2 separate regions of the Homo sapiens genome follow, and region 2 is linked to region 1. The links are chromatin contacts, found by Hi-C or POLR2A ChIA-PET in ENCODE. All regions are on one chromosome and are shown on one strand. The core of a region is the stretch at or near the end of the contact, and the rest is flanking DNA. Distances in the headings are between cores, read along the strand shown. Region 1 holds the start of C15orf39 (chromosome 15 open reading frame 39). Region 2 holds the start of UBE2Q2 (ubiquitin conjugating enzyme E2 Q2).

The links. A loop is a pair of places that touch in the nucleus more often than their neighbours do. ChIA-PET counts read pairs that join two places held with the same protein, here RNA polymerase II (POLR2A). Pooled maps may share reads with other maps.
Region 2: a loop to region 1 is called in a map of CD8-positive, alpha-beta T cell, with 30 times the contacts of the local background. The contact joins the promoter of UBE2Q2 here to the promoter of C15orf39 in region 1. A Hi-C loop is called at or near these places in 2 of 168 maps with a recorded cell type or tissue (CD8-positive, alpha-beta T cell and naive thymus-derived CD4-positive, alpha-beta T cell) and 7 of 50 pooled maps. POLR2A ChIA-PET finds 5 or more read pairs at or near these places in 1 of 52 experiments (activated CD4-positive, alpha-beta memory T cell).

Annotation. Positions count from the first base shown.
Region 1 is chr15:75,198,830-75,204,961 of GRCh38, reverse strand. C15orf39 (chromosome 15 open reading frame 39) reads right to left here and starts at 3,080. Exons shown (of 3, transcript NM_015492.5): 1 at 2,903-3,080. RefSeq lists silencers at 1,944-1,993, 2,114-3,273 and enhancers at 2,755-3,477, 4,744-4,923, 5,334-5,403.
Region 2 is chr15:75,842,197-75,847,859 of GRCh38, reverse strand. UBE2Q2 (ubiquitin conjugating enzyme E2 Q2) reads right to left here and starts at 4,413. Exons shown (of 13, transcript NM_173469.4): 1 at 4,014-4,413. The coding sequence starts at 4,193. RefSeq lists silencers at 3,603-4,002, 4,253-4,332, 4,473-4,612, 4,653-4,832 and an enhancer at 3,434-4,331.

The DNA of each region.
Region 1 (6,132 bases), core at 1,831-4,330:
AGCAGATGGTGCTGCAGCACCAGCAGGAAGGTCCCAGAGCATGAGGAGCCTGGATCCACCCCCAGCCCCCAAGCTGCAGATGGCGATTCCTAGGCACATGGCAGGGTGGGGCCAAGACAGCGTCAGGGGCGTGTGTGAAAGTCCAGGGAGGTGGCTAGGTGCTGTGGCTCACACCTGTAATCCCAGCACTTTGGGAAGCCGAGGTGTGCGGATCATTTGAGGTCAGGAGTTCAAGACCAACCTGACCAACATGGTGAAACGCTGTCTCTACTAAAAATACAAAAAAATTAGCCAGGCATGGTTGTGCATGCCTGTAATCCCAGCTACGCTGAAGGCTGAGGCAGGAGAATTGCGTGAACTCAGGAGGCAGAGGTTGCAGTGAGCCAAGATTGTGCTACTGCACTTCCAGCCTGGGCAGCAGAGTGAGACTCCACCTCAAAAAAACACAAAAAACAAAAAACAAAACAAAAAAAAAGAAAAGAAAAGAAAAGAAAAAAGTCCAGGGAGGGAGGCCCCAGGGGCCAGAGTGCTACTTAGCCACTACTCCCATTGTATTGATGGAAAAACTATGTGCTGAAAAAAGACAAAGCTCTAAGACAAGACCAAGGAAGGATGGGGACTGAGGCCCCTCAGGGCAGCAGGCACCCAGTAACCCGTTAGGGGCTCATCTGAAGCCTGTCTTCTGGGGCCACACTGACCTACCTCTACCTCCCCCAGCCAGCACCCTATTCCTGGAAACTCTCAGTAGCTTAGAAAGGACCACCTAGCTCAATCTTGCTATGATTAGGGCAAAGTGTCACAGGTTTCAGTGACTGGCAAGCAAGGACCAGCCCTCTCCTTGCCTCTTCTGGTTGGAGCCAATGACAGCCACAGGCTGAGTTAGACCGGCACATTTTGGGGTTAGAAAACACAAGGCTAGTGTGGGGGCCAATGCCCACTTCCACCAAGGCAGACCCAGAAAGCAAGCTGGTTCATCTCCTGGACAGAACCCCACACCTCAGGCCAGCCTAGAGAAGACACAGAGGGGCCATTAGGACACAGGTGACAGTCCCAACAGCAGTGTCCTATGATAGAAACCTGCTATCGAGGGGTGAAAGCCCCCATCTCACTCCACAGCAATGCTGTGAGAAGGAACTGTAGGGTTTTGAAGTGTGGATCCTCCCCACCTCCACCCTTGGGACACTCTGGGTTAAGTACTGACTTTGGTCTCACCTCCCCCACATGCTTCTTGGGGTCTGCTGGGTCCCCACCCCCACCCCAGGAGTCCCTCTCTCCTGGGTCTCAGCCCATGGAATACCCTTTGCTCTGGAGACTTCTTGAGGCCCCTATCTGGGACCCAGTCAATAGACAGGAAACCACCTGGGACCCTCAGGAGTCTTTGTGGGAGGGGTGGCGGCTTCAGGGAGCCAACAGAGAACTCTTAGGGGTGTGGGAATGACCTGATCTCCTGCCAGTAGGAGGTGGAAAGCCCAGGATACACTCTCTCAAGGGAGACGACTCCTCCACTCAAGACAGTTGCCAAAATGTAGGTGCCTCCTTCCCTGACCCATACTGAGGCAAGCAAGCTCTCGGAAAGGGCAGGTGCCCAGGGAGCAGGCTCAGATCATCCTTGAGAGGCAGCTCTGTTGATCCTCTCTGCCAAGCTCCAACGTCACTCAGCCAGCACCCAGGCCAGGGTCCCGGAGAAGAGCCCACCACCGCAGCACCGCCCCTGCCTTACGCAGTGGGAAAGGAAACAGCTCTCTGTTCCCACTTTCACCTTCTAGGGGCCTCGGGATGGCCGATGGCAAAGACCAGGAAGAAGAGCGCGATTCCTGCCCAATTGTGGCCAGCATCTGGATTCTCCCGGAGGGCTGGATCGGGCCTCGCCGAGTGTTCTCCCATCTCCCACCTTCCCTACCTGAGGCTCTGGGCTCTCCAGACGCTACAACCCAACCTGGGGCAGCCCAAAGTCTCCAGTGGAGGGGAAAGCGAACGGGATCGGTCTCTATCCCCTTTCCCCTACCCGCCCTGAACATAACTCGGGTGCCTAGGGCCCACAGCCGATTTCGCTTAGAGGCTGCCGCCGCACCCGACCTGGCGGGCTTCCGGGTGTCCCCAAGCCCCTCCCGGCGGCGCCGAGACGCACGTGCATCCAGCAGGCTGACACACAGGCCGCCGCCACGCATGCAAACCCGTGCCTGCACGTACGTGCATGGCCCACATCTGCACACACGCCATTCCAGAACTGCGCTCTCCCCTCGCTCGGGCCCCGGGCATACGTGTGCACGCAGGCAGGCCCGCGCACCCAGCCCCACACCGACGCCCGCGGACCGGCGGGAGGTCCCGGAACAGGGGCGGCCCGGCGACAGGGTCCGGGCAGCCTCCGCCTCAGGGCGATCCTGCCAGCCTGGGCTGAGGCCAGAGGGGTGAGTCAAGAGGTGGCGAGAAAACCGCAGGGCCGTCCCATCCCAGCAGGGCGCGTCCAGGGCCCCGCGGTGCCTCAGCGCCCGGCGCCCCCAGGCCCAGCCCTCCAGTGCCCCCTTGTCCCCATACCTCCTCCTCAACGCCATCCCCCAGCAATCCACGTGACAGGGTCCTGCGGGAGGCCGGAGGGCTCGGCCTGAGTTCCTTCTCGCCAGATTAGGCGCCTGTTCTCCGCCGGAGACCCAGAGCGCTACCAGGTCCCGGGAGCCTCGAAGTCCGGGGAAAGTCGGAGCAGCAGCGCCACCCCTGCCCCGCAGCCCGTTCGCGGGGGGCCGGCGGCAGCCAGAAGCCGCAGCCCCTCGGCCCAGGCGCGGCTCCCTCAGTCCCCGGGCCGGCCGGTAGGGGCGCCCTGGGGCAGCGCCACCCGCCCCTTCTCCACGCGCCGCCCGCAAACTCGGCCCAAGTTTCCGCGCCCGCCGAGCGGGCGAGCTCCTACCTGCAGAGCGCCAGGACTCCCGCCGCCGCTACCCCAGGCGGCCTCCGCGTCCGCATCCTCCAGCGTCTCTCAGGCCGCGGGTCCTAGTCCGACCGGGCCCTGCGCGGGAAGTCGCAGTGAGCACCAAGCCCGGAGCAACCCTCCTAGCTGCCGTTCGCGCCGCCGCTGGGCGCCGTCTGCGGTCCCGGGCGGGGCGGGCTGGGGGCGGGGCGGGGGCGGGGCGACTCGCAGGGTTGGGGAAGAGCCCGGCCCCGCCTCTGGGAGCCTGCGCTCCTGTGGGCAGCGGGTGCGGAGGGCCCGCGTGGGGCCAGCTCGCTAGGAGCGGGCTGCGGGCGCTGTGCACCGCCCGTAACCGCCACGCTCCACGAACCAGTGCCCGGCGGGCCCGTCACGCGCCCTCAGTCGCTCCCTTAGATCGTTCATTCACTGCCACTTGCTGCGATGTGACCTTGCGCCTGCCGCTTGACCTCGCTGAGCTTCAGTTTCCTTATTTGCAAAAGTGGAATTCTGTCTTCCTCATAGCGGTGGCGGTGTAAGCTTGGAAAAGGGTGTTTGCAAATATCTGGCACACAGTAGGTGCCGGCATTCCCCTGTCCAGCACTAGTGTATTAGGGGGCTGGAGAAGGGCTCCTTGATCTGTCCCCTCATTTCGTTGTAGTCAATGAGGGCAATTTCCAGACTCCTGCTAGGGCACGGCAACTGTCTGAGGAAGCGGCAATCTCCCCATCCCTGGAAGGGCCGGGAATGAGGGTGCTGGGGGATTTGCAAAGTAGCCTGGGTGAGGCTCCCTCCATGAGGCAGACCGGCGCGCAGCCTGTGAGGCGGGTGGAGTGGAGCACGCCCAGCCAGGAATGGTGTGTTGCAAAGAGAGGCTGGAGGGGGGAAGGGGTGCCTCTCCCTGGACCATCTGACTGTGGATGAGAGCCCCTCAGTGCTGCTACTTTATCTGAAGGAATCTGGTCCGTCAAAGCTCCTGGGCTGCCCGAGGACTGGGAACAGGTGTGTGCAGTGGGGAAGGGGAGGGCAGGTGGACATGCCAAAGGTCAGAGTCAGTTCAGGAAGCAAAACTATCCCCTCAGATCCCAAAGGTAAGTTCTGCCTGAGTCAGAGCAGAGCAGGCCTGAGGCTGCAGGTTCCAAGAATCACCAAGCAGCTGGAGCAGCTGGAGCTGAGGAGGAGGGGCTGGGCGCTGCAGGTAGGAAGAGGAAGTGAGGTCACCTGGGGAGCGGGGGCGGGAGGTGGGGGGAGAGTGTCACTTCATTTAGAGCTGGAAGGACCTTAGAAATAGAGTCGGGAACCATATAGGGAGAGACACTCAGAGAGGGTTGGGGCTTTCCCCAGGTCACTCAGCAGGCTGGGACAAAATCCCAGATCTCCTGGCTCCCAGCCTGGGGCCCTTCCTGCAGCCACACCTTAGCGTCAGGAAAATACATCTGCGCGCGGACAGCTAGGGGTCACACCAAACATCATACCCTTAACCCCAGCCTGCAGCCCCGTGGGTCACAGGCTATTCACTGCTCTTGCCCCTTACCAACTCTGCTCGCCCCTCCTCCTCCAGCACCGCGCCGGCGACCCTGTCCCTGCCCTGCTAGTGGGGTGGAAGGAGGGCTGTGTTCTTAGCCCTTGGGGTCTAGGACGCTCAGGTTGTGTGCTCAGATGTGCCCAGTGGTCTCTCCAATTTCCCTGAGTTGGAATGGGACCCAACCAGGCCAGGATGAGCAGCCATCTGAGACAATAGGGGCTAGTTAAGATTTGCAGCACTGCTGAGCCTTGTGTTAATTCAGGGACACCTCACACAGACAGCAGCCCCACTCAACAGTATGTCTGTTCCTTTTCGGCATCACTTAAACACCCTGGACTGCCAAAGAAAGGAGGCAACACTGGGGGACTTGGGAGCTACTTTGTAACTTTCTGAGCCTCAAATTTCCTCATTGCAAAAAGAGAGCAGTGAGAGACCTGCCTTAGCAACTGTGGTGTCGGCCAACATCAGTGTGGGAAATTGCTTGTAAACTCTAGGAAGCTCATAGAGTGTCCCCAGACTATGAGCTCCTGAAGGCTCTGACCTTGCCATTTTCCTCCCTATACCAATGGTCGTCTGTGGAGCCTATAGAGAATGAAGGCAATCAATACAAGATAACTGCCTTGGGAGCTCCACATGTTTTTATCAGGACTGTGGTCTTGCAGAGATGTGATATTCTAATCAGAAGGAATAGTGTGAATAAAAGCAGAGAAGGGAACAGTCTGTCCTTATATGGCCTTCCCGAGTAGAGTTAACACAGAAAAAGAAAGTAGTGTAAAAAGGAGGTTTCTCCTCACCCCACCCCACCCCTACCACTACCAGGTCTGCCCAGGTTTCACATGCAACACACACACTCCTCTTCCACCCCACCCCAGACACCAGTTACTTCTCCTGGCTCCCTGGGAATGCAAGGTAAAAGGTCAGATCCTGAGCCTTGGCTCATTATTTTATGGTTATTAATAACAATGGTGCTCCCTCTAATGAGGCCACACCTGCTATTTACAAATCTCCTTCCTTGGAGGAGCTCCCTTACCCCAGAGGCGTGTGAGGTGGAGCTGGCAGCTACTCTACAGGCAGAGAAACAGAGAAGTATGGCACCTTTCCCTAAGACACACAGCAATGCCCCCTTCCATCCTTGCAGACCCAGCTATAGACACTGCCTCCTCCTGAGAGGCCCCTCAGACTGCTTTTGCTGCCCTGTCTGCCCTCTATTTCCTCATTGCTCCCTCTCCCCTCCCAGAAGAGGGATATCTCAGTGTCAGTGGTTGGGCATGGAGCTCCTACATCTATCTATGAGATAATTGATATCTCATTTAATTCTTACAACCATGTGAAGCAGGAGTTTGAAAAACAAGCACACTGGGGTTTGATCCACTGACCTGTGTGGTTTAGGCAAGCCCCTTAGCTGTCAGCTCACTCATCGTTACAGGGACATGACTTGCTACAGGGCTCCAGTGACTTCACAGCTTGATTTGTAGTAAGGTTTCAACCAGTGGTGATGTTGCAGGAGAATAAGGTCTGGAGGCAGGGAACCTAAGGCCAACTGGTGCTGGATATTAGAGACTACTCTTCAACCCCTTCTCTTTCAAGGTGGCAGTTGCTGCATGGTAGTTGCAATCCCTCCTTTTGCTGTATGGCAGTTGCTGAGTGGCAGCTGGAAAGTGAAAGTGCCTCTGATTGGTCCCCTCCCACAACCCATCAGACTGGTCGT
Region 2 (5,663 bases), core at 3,164-5,663, 640 kb before region 1:
AGTAATATAAAAAATGAAGTTTCATTTGTTTACTAGCTAATTTACTTCCTGGGGGAGATTTTTCATTCTAAAACAGTGATTTCCTACCAAGAATGCCCAGATGCCAAAAAGTCCATAAAAGGAGTAATGGAGTTGCCAAGTTATGTTAAATACTTCAAAACGACTAAAGCCATATACTAGCTCCCAATAAGGCTGCTTAAAACAAGCTGCTTTGCATTTCGGTGTGATTGTAACAACTAATTAGACGGCAATCAGGTTAGTTTACTGAAGATGGAAAAACTATACTTAAGTTTGTATAACAGGCAATCTTTCATATCATGGCTTCACAGAAAAGAATAAAAAGGACTCGAGGTTGAAAAAGAGCACTCTTTTCCCTTCATTATTTAAGATCAGGACAAATTTATAAAACAGGAAAAGAATTAGCTCAATTCCCTTGGCCTACAGAGTAAAACATCTACTCTGTTTTGGTCTTTTTCACTTCTTACACTCTCATATGAAGTCAATTTACAGACTTCCATCAAGCCCTTAGAGACCTTTTTGTACTATCCATGACAAGTTATTGATGTTATCTCTGCACTTTTGACAAATTCTTAGCAGTTAACTTACAAGGCAGTTAAGATTTTTGTTCAAATACAATACAGCTAGAATAGCGCTATATACTCAAATATTTATGAAGCATTTATTGAGTGGAAGATAAAAAGCACAAAGCATAATTATAAAATATTCTCCCCTGCCACCATAAAAAGAAAAATTTAAAGGCTTACAGAATACAGCATAAGAAAACATGACCAAAGCAAAAATAGTAAGGACTAAAGAAGGGAGGAAGGGGAAATAACAGCATGAACTAAATATGACCCAGAAGAGCCTTGACGGATGGTCAGGCATATAAAGACAAATGGGGTAAGGTTAAGGGGTGGAGGTCAGGGGCACATTCTACAGGGAGAAATACAGCTGATACAGAAACCTGAAAGGAAAAGCCAGCAGAGCACCTGTACAGGACTCTTCAGGAACTAGCATGCACGTGTGTAAAAAACAACTTAGTTTCTCAAACATTAGAGAAACTGCATAAGGATGTTTCTTGGTAAGTATAAAGAAAACAAGTCCTAGCATGTAGAATTCAAATATTTGAACTGTCTAAAGAGGAAAAGTTAAAGAATAAGTCAAACTCATTACCTTTTCCAGAGTTACAACTTTAGAGAATAACAAATCATCGATCAAACCAAATCATTTGAAATCCAACCCCATTTTTCCCTTGATCTTTCCCTTCTAAGCAAATGGTATCGACATGAACAAGCCATGTCATTTTATCAAAACAGTCATCCATGTTTAAAAGAGTCTTTACGGCCAGGAACGGTGGCTCACTCCTGTAATCCCAGCACTTTGGGAGCTTGAGGTGGAGTTCAAGACCAGCCTGGCCAACATGGTGAAACCCCGTCTCTACTAAAAACACAAAAATTAGCCGGGTGTGGCGGCGGAAACCTGTAATCCCAGCTACTCGGGAGGCGGTGGCAGCAGAATTGCTTGAACCTGGGAGGCGGAGGTTGCAGTGGGCCCAGGTCACACCACTGCACTCCAGCTGGGACGACACAGCGAGACTCCGTCTCAAAAAATAATAATAAAAAATAAAAGAGTCTTTTACCTTCAAAAGATACAAGCAGAAATATTTACAGATGAAGTGATCTGTCTGGAATCTGCTTCAAAATAATCTAAAGTGGAGTACAGATGAAGATTAGCCAAAAGTTTATCATTGTTGAGGCTGGCTACATTACACTGTTCAACTTTTGTACATTTGATGATTTTCCATAATAAAAAGTTAGCAGACATTTGTACTGAGCAGCTGCCATGATAATTATCTCCTGATAGTCTGTCATATTTCACTAGCAAGTCAATTTTAATAGTTTCTACCTAGCGGTGGGTGCCATTACACTAGTCCTCACTAAATCCTCCTTGTACTGAAAGTGTCTCATTCACTTCTTGCTCCATTTCTGTTGCCACTGCCTAATCCAGGTCATCACTCCTTATTTTTATCTGCAGCAGACTCTTACCAGCCTTCAATATGGTTCTCGATGGGGCACCAGTGGCACTTTAGGTGGGATAATTCTTTGCTGTGGCAGACTGCCTGAACGTTGCAAAACATTTGGTATCCCTGTACTCCTAGCACTAAATGCCGGCACAGCAATAAGACCACCCCACCCCCACTGGGATAACCACATTTCCTAATGCCACCCACTGTAGAGAACCATTTCTAATCCTGGATGAAAGATACATTCTCCCAACTTACCTGAGTAAACTTAGTAGCTCCCCACAGCCTACAAATTCAGTCTCCTATCATTCAAACCAGCCCTACCTTTTCGTGGCCATGCCCCAACTTCTACCAGAGTAATCACCCTCGAAGCCATTCAGGCCCGTCTCCTTAAAACACCTGCTTCATGACAACTACTACACTTTCTGTTTTCCACTCTTGGAAAATCCTCCCCTTCTCCAGCCTGTATCGTGGGCTTCTCAAGTCTTAGCATAAATTTTCTACTTCTAAGGAAACCACACTTTCTCAAATCTCCGTGTCTTCTTTGGGTGGAGTTTCCTCAGTCTAAAATGCCCTTCCGCCAGCCTTCCAAAATTGTAGTCACCTGTGGAAGCTCATCTCTAACTGTCTCAGCCTCTCATCAAAGCCTTCCCTGAAGCGCACCTCCCCCAAGTCAAAATTAGTTGCTTTGGCTTTCCTGATGATACCACAGGAGCTGTCACCTTATTGAACTCTTCCCCCAAGAAGACTGAGTTCTGAGAGCGAGGACGACTTCACTCAATTCTGCAACACTAGTGCCCAGAACACTCAGACGTATTCATTCAATAAATGAATTATCTCCTCAGTACAGCACTTGTCTTTTTTTTTTTGAAATTAACACACCTTCTGCCCAGATAGTCTGGTAACCATTTTAAGGTCAATTATAACATCAAGGTTTTTGCAAACGCCAGCCACCCTGCAGGCACTTGAGTACCCACTGACTCAACCAAAGGGAGTTAAAAACAAGACTTGGTTTTAGCCATGTTTGAAAAGGAGCCCGAAGCCACCACCTTGACGCCTATTATAACCAAGAGAATATTCTGCAGTTTGGACCAATATCCTACATCAATTTCACGACGAATAGCTTCACGATACACTTTTATGGAGAAACTTAATACTTCAATTCCTTTACCAAGCCTTGGGTTTCTAATGAGATTTCCGCTTAATGAGTGAGTTTTTAAAAGTGTCTTTTCGGCTTTGTGACATACGTGATCTTTCCGGGGAGCAGCCCTGGCGCGTATCTCCTTTCACCTATCCATTTTCGAGGCTTACACACAAGGGAGGGGCCACACGAATACACACTCAACACCACCTGCCGCAACGACGGTACTATGCTCCTTTCCAGAACACAGCAGCGCGCAGCCAGGCCCGGGGGAGAGGGGTCGCTCAAACAGCACCAGAGTCTGCATTCCAACTTTTCCTCCGTCAACGAGTCCATTCTCATTGTCAGTTTCTCCTTAAACGCAAACTTAAAAACAATTGGCTGAACAAGCGGGAAGAAGGAAAATCCGACTGAAAAATGAGGCGTTAAAACTTAAGGGCCGTTCCCCTTGCCGGCCTGGGCTCAAACAACAGCCGGAGCTGCGCCGCCCCGCCCCGCCCCGCCCCGGTCCCGGGAGCAGGCCGGCTGAGGGCGGCCATGGACCCCACAAGGGCTTGGGCCGCCGCGGACTCCCCCCTCGGGGCTAGGAGACGGGGACCGAGATGGGCCAGAAGCCCCCAAGCCAGCCCCTGGCGAGAAGCCGGAAAGACGCGCCCTCCGCCTCCTCCCACCCAAGCCTCGCGCAGTCCCAGCCCGGCCTGGGATGGGCAAGTCGCGGGGGAAAGGGGCGGGCCTGCCCCGCCCGGGGAGCCGGAGCCTCTCCGGGGCAGGCTCCCCTTTGTCCCGGGACTCGAAGCGCCCCCTCTCCGTCCTCGCCCTGCCCCGCGGGGCCGCGGCCGGGCGCCTCACCGTGATGTTGCAGTGGAGCGTGAGTGGCGGCGGCAGCGAGTGCGGGCTGCCCTGCTGCGGCACCAGGAACTGGCAGTGCAGCTCGTCCAGCTTCCAACTGACGATGCGGAATCGCTCGTGGTTCTTGTCGAAGATGGACGCCAGGAACTTCAGCTCGGCCTTGAGCCCTGACACGGACATCTTCCCCTCATCTCCGGCGGGAGGGGCGCGGAAGGGGAGCCGGGCGCGGAAGGGGAGCCGGGCCCGGAGCCGCCGTCACGGCCGCGACCGCCCCGCGGGGCCGGCCTGGGCCGCGCTCTCGCGGCTCCGCCTCGTCGAGCGCTGCTGGAAAATGGCGAGGGGCGCGGAAGCCTCGGCGTGTGGCGGCCTGGGTGGCGCTTCCTTTGTAACCGACTCCAGCGGCAGGAGGCGGCGGCCCCGCGGCTTAAAAGGGCAACAGCGACGCCGCCCCCGCTACCGCCTGGGAAAGGGCTGCCCCCACCCCGCCCCCGTCCCCCTCACCCTGGCGCGCCCTGCGCGCTCCGGTTTCAGCGCGTGCACGAGGCCAGAGCGCGCGCGCCCGGCCGCCCCCTCCTCGCCTTGACCCAGCTCCCTTGTTCCCGACCCATCTGCTCCGTTCTTCGCACCCGCGGACTGGAGGCTCGGGGCCAGCTGGCGCCCGGGCCCCAGAAGTCGGGGAGGAGCCGGAGACCCCCGCGCGCCCCCGCCCCCGGCCTGGAGCCGGACACGTGCGTGGCGGATCGCGCCGGCCACGTCGGCGCCGCTGCAGACTAGCGCCAGCCCCTGGGGGCGGCTCCTCAGCTTGGCGCTCGGCGCGGCACCCGCTAACCTCACTGGGGGGACCTCGTGGGAGACGCGGGTGCGGCTCACCCAGCGTTACCTCCGCTACTTTCACCCTAGTCCGAGCCACCGCTTCGCTAGCCTGGGTTCCTGTGAGGACCTTCTCACCAGCCTGGGTTCCTGTGAGGACCTTCTCACCGGACTCGCTGCTCCCGCCTTTGCTCTCAAACCATCCATTTACCCAAGACGATGGTTTAGCCCCTGGAGGCTGTTGCCTGGAGGTGTCCCATGATTTCATCCCTTCCCTTAGCTACCACCTGTGTTCACTCTGCCGTATATAGTCTCTCTCTCCCCCCTTTCCTTATTTTGCCTTGTTTCCCAAGCTTAAGATAACCCTCCCCACCCACACCCCCATGGAGCTAGGGCTGCCCACTATTTTCACTAAACTCATAGCTCAAATATCATCTCCGGCACCCCCCACCACAACCCATTTCAAATAGTCACCCTGTGTCACATCGTCCTGTGCTAAGTTTTTGTTGGGCACCTGTCACTATCTGATCTTTAACCCATTTATTCCTTGTCTCTGCCCCGTGTTAATGTGTTCAGAGCTGTATCCCCAGGACCTAGAACAAGACCTGTTATATAGTAGAAACCCGATATGATTGAATTGAATGCTCGCTCTTATCTGGAATCCCCACCACTAGCACAATTCCTGGCACATTGTAGGTGCTCAAAAAATGAATAAAGGTCTGGATAGCAGTCCAAAGGAATACATCCCAATTTGGCAGACAATAGTGTGTGCAATCGTAAGTGCAAGAGGCAGGACCAGCTGCATATGCGTCCAACCTATGTAGTTGCACAGTGCTCCCA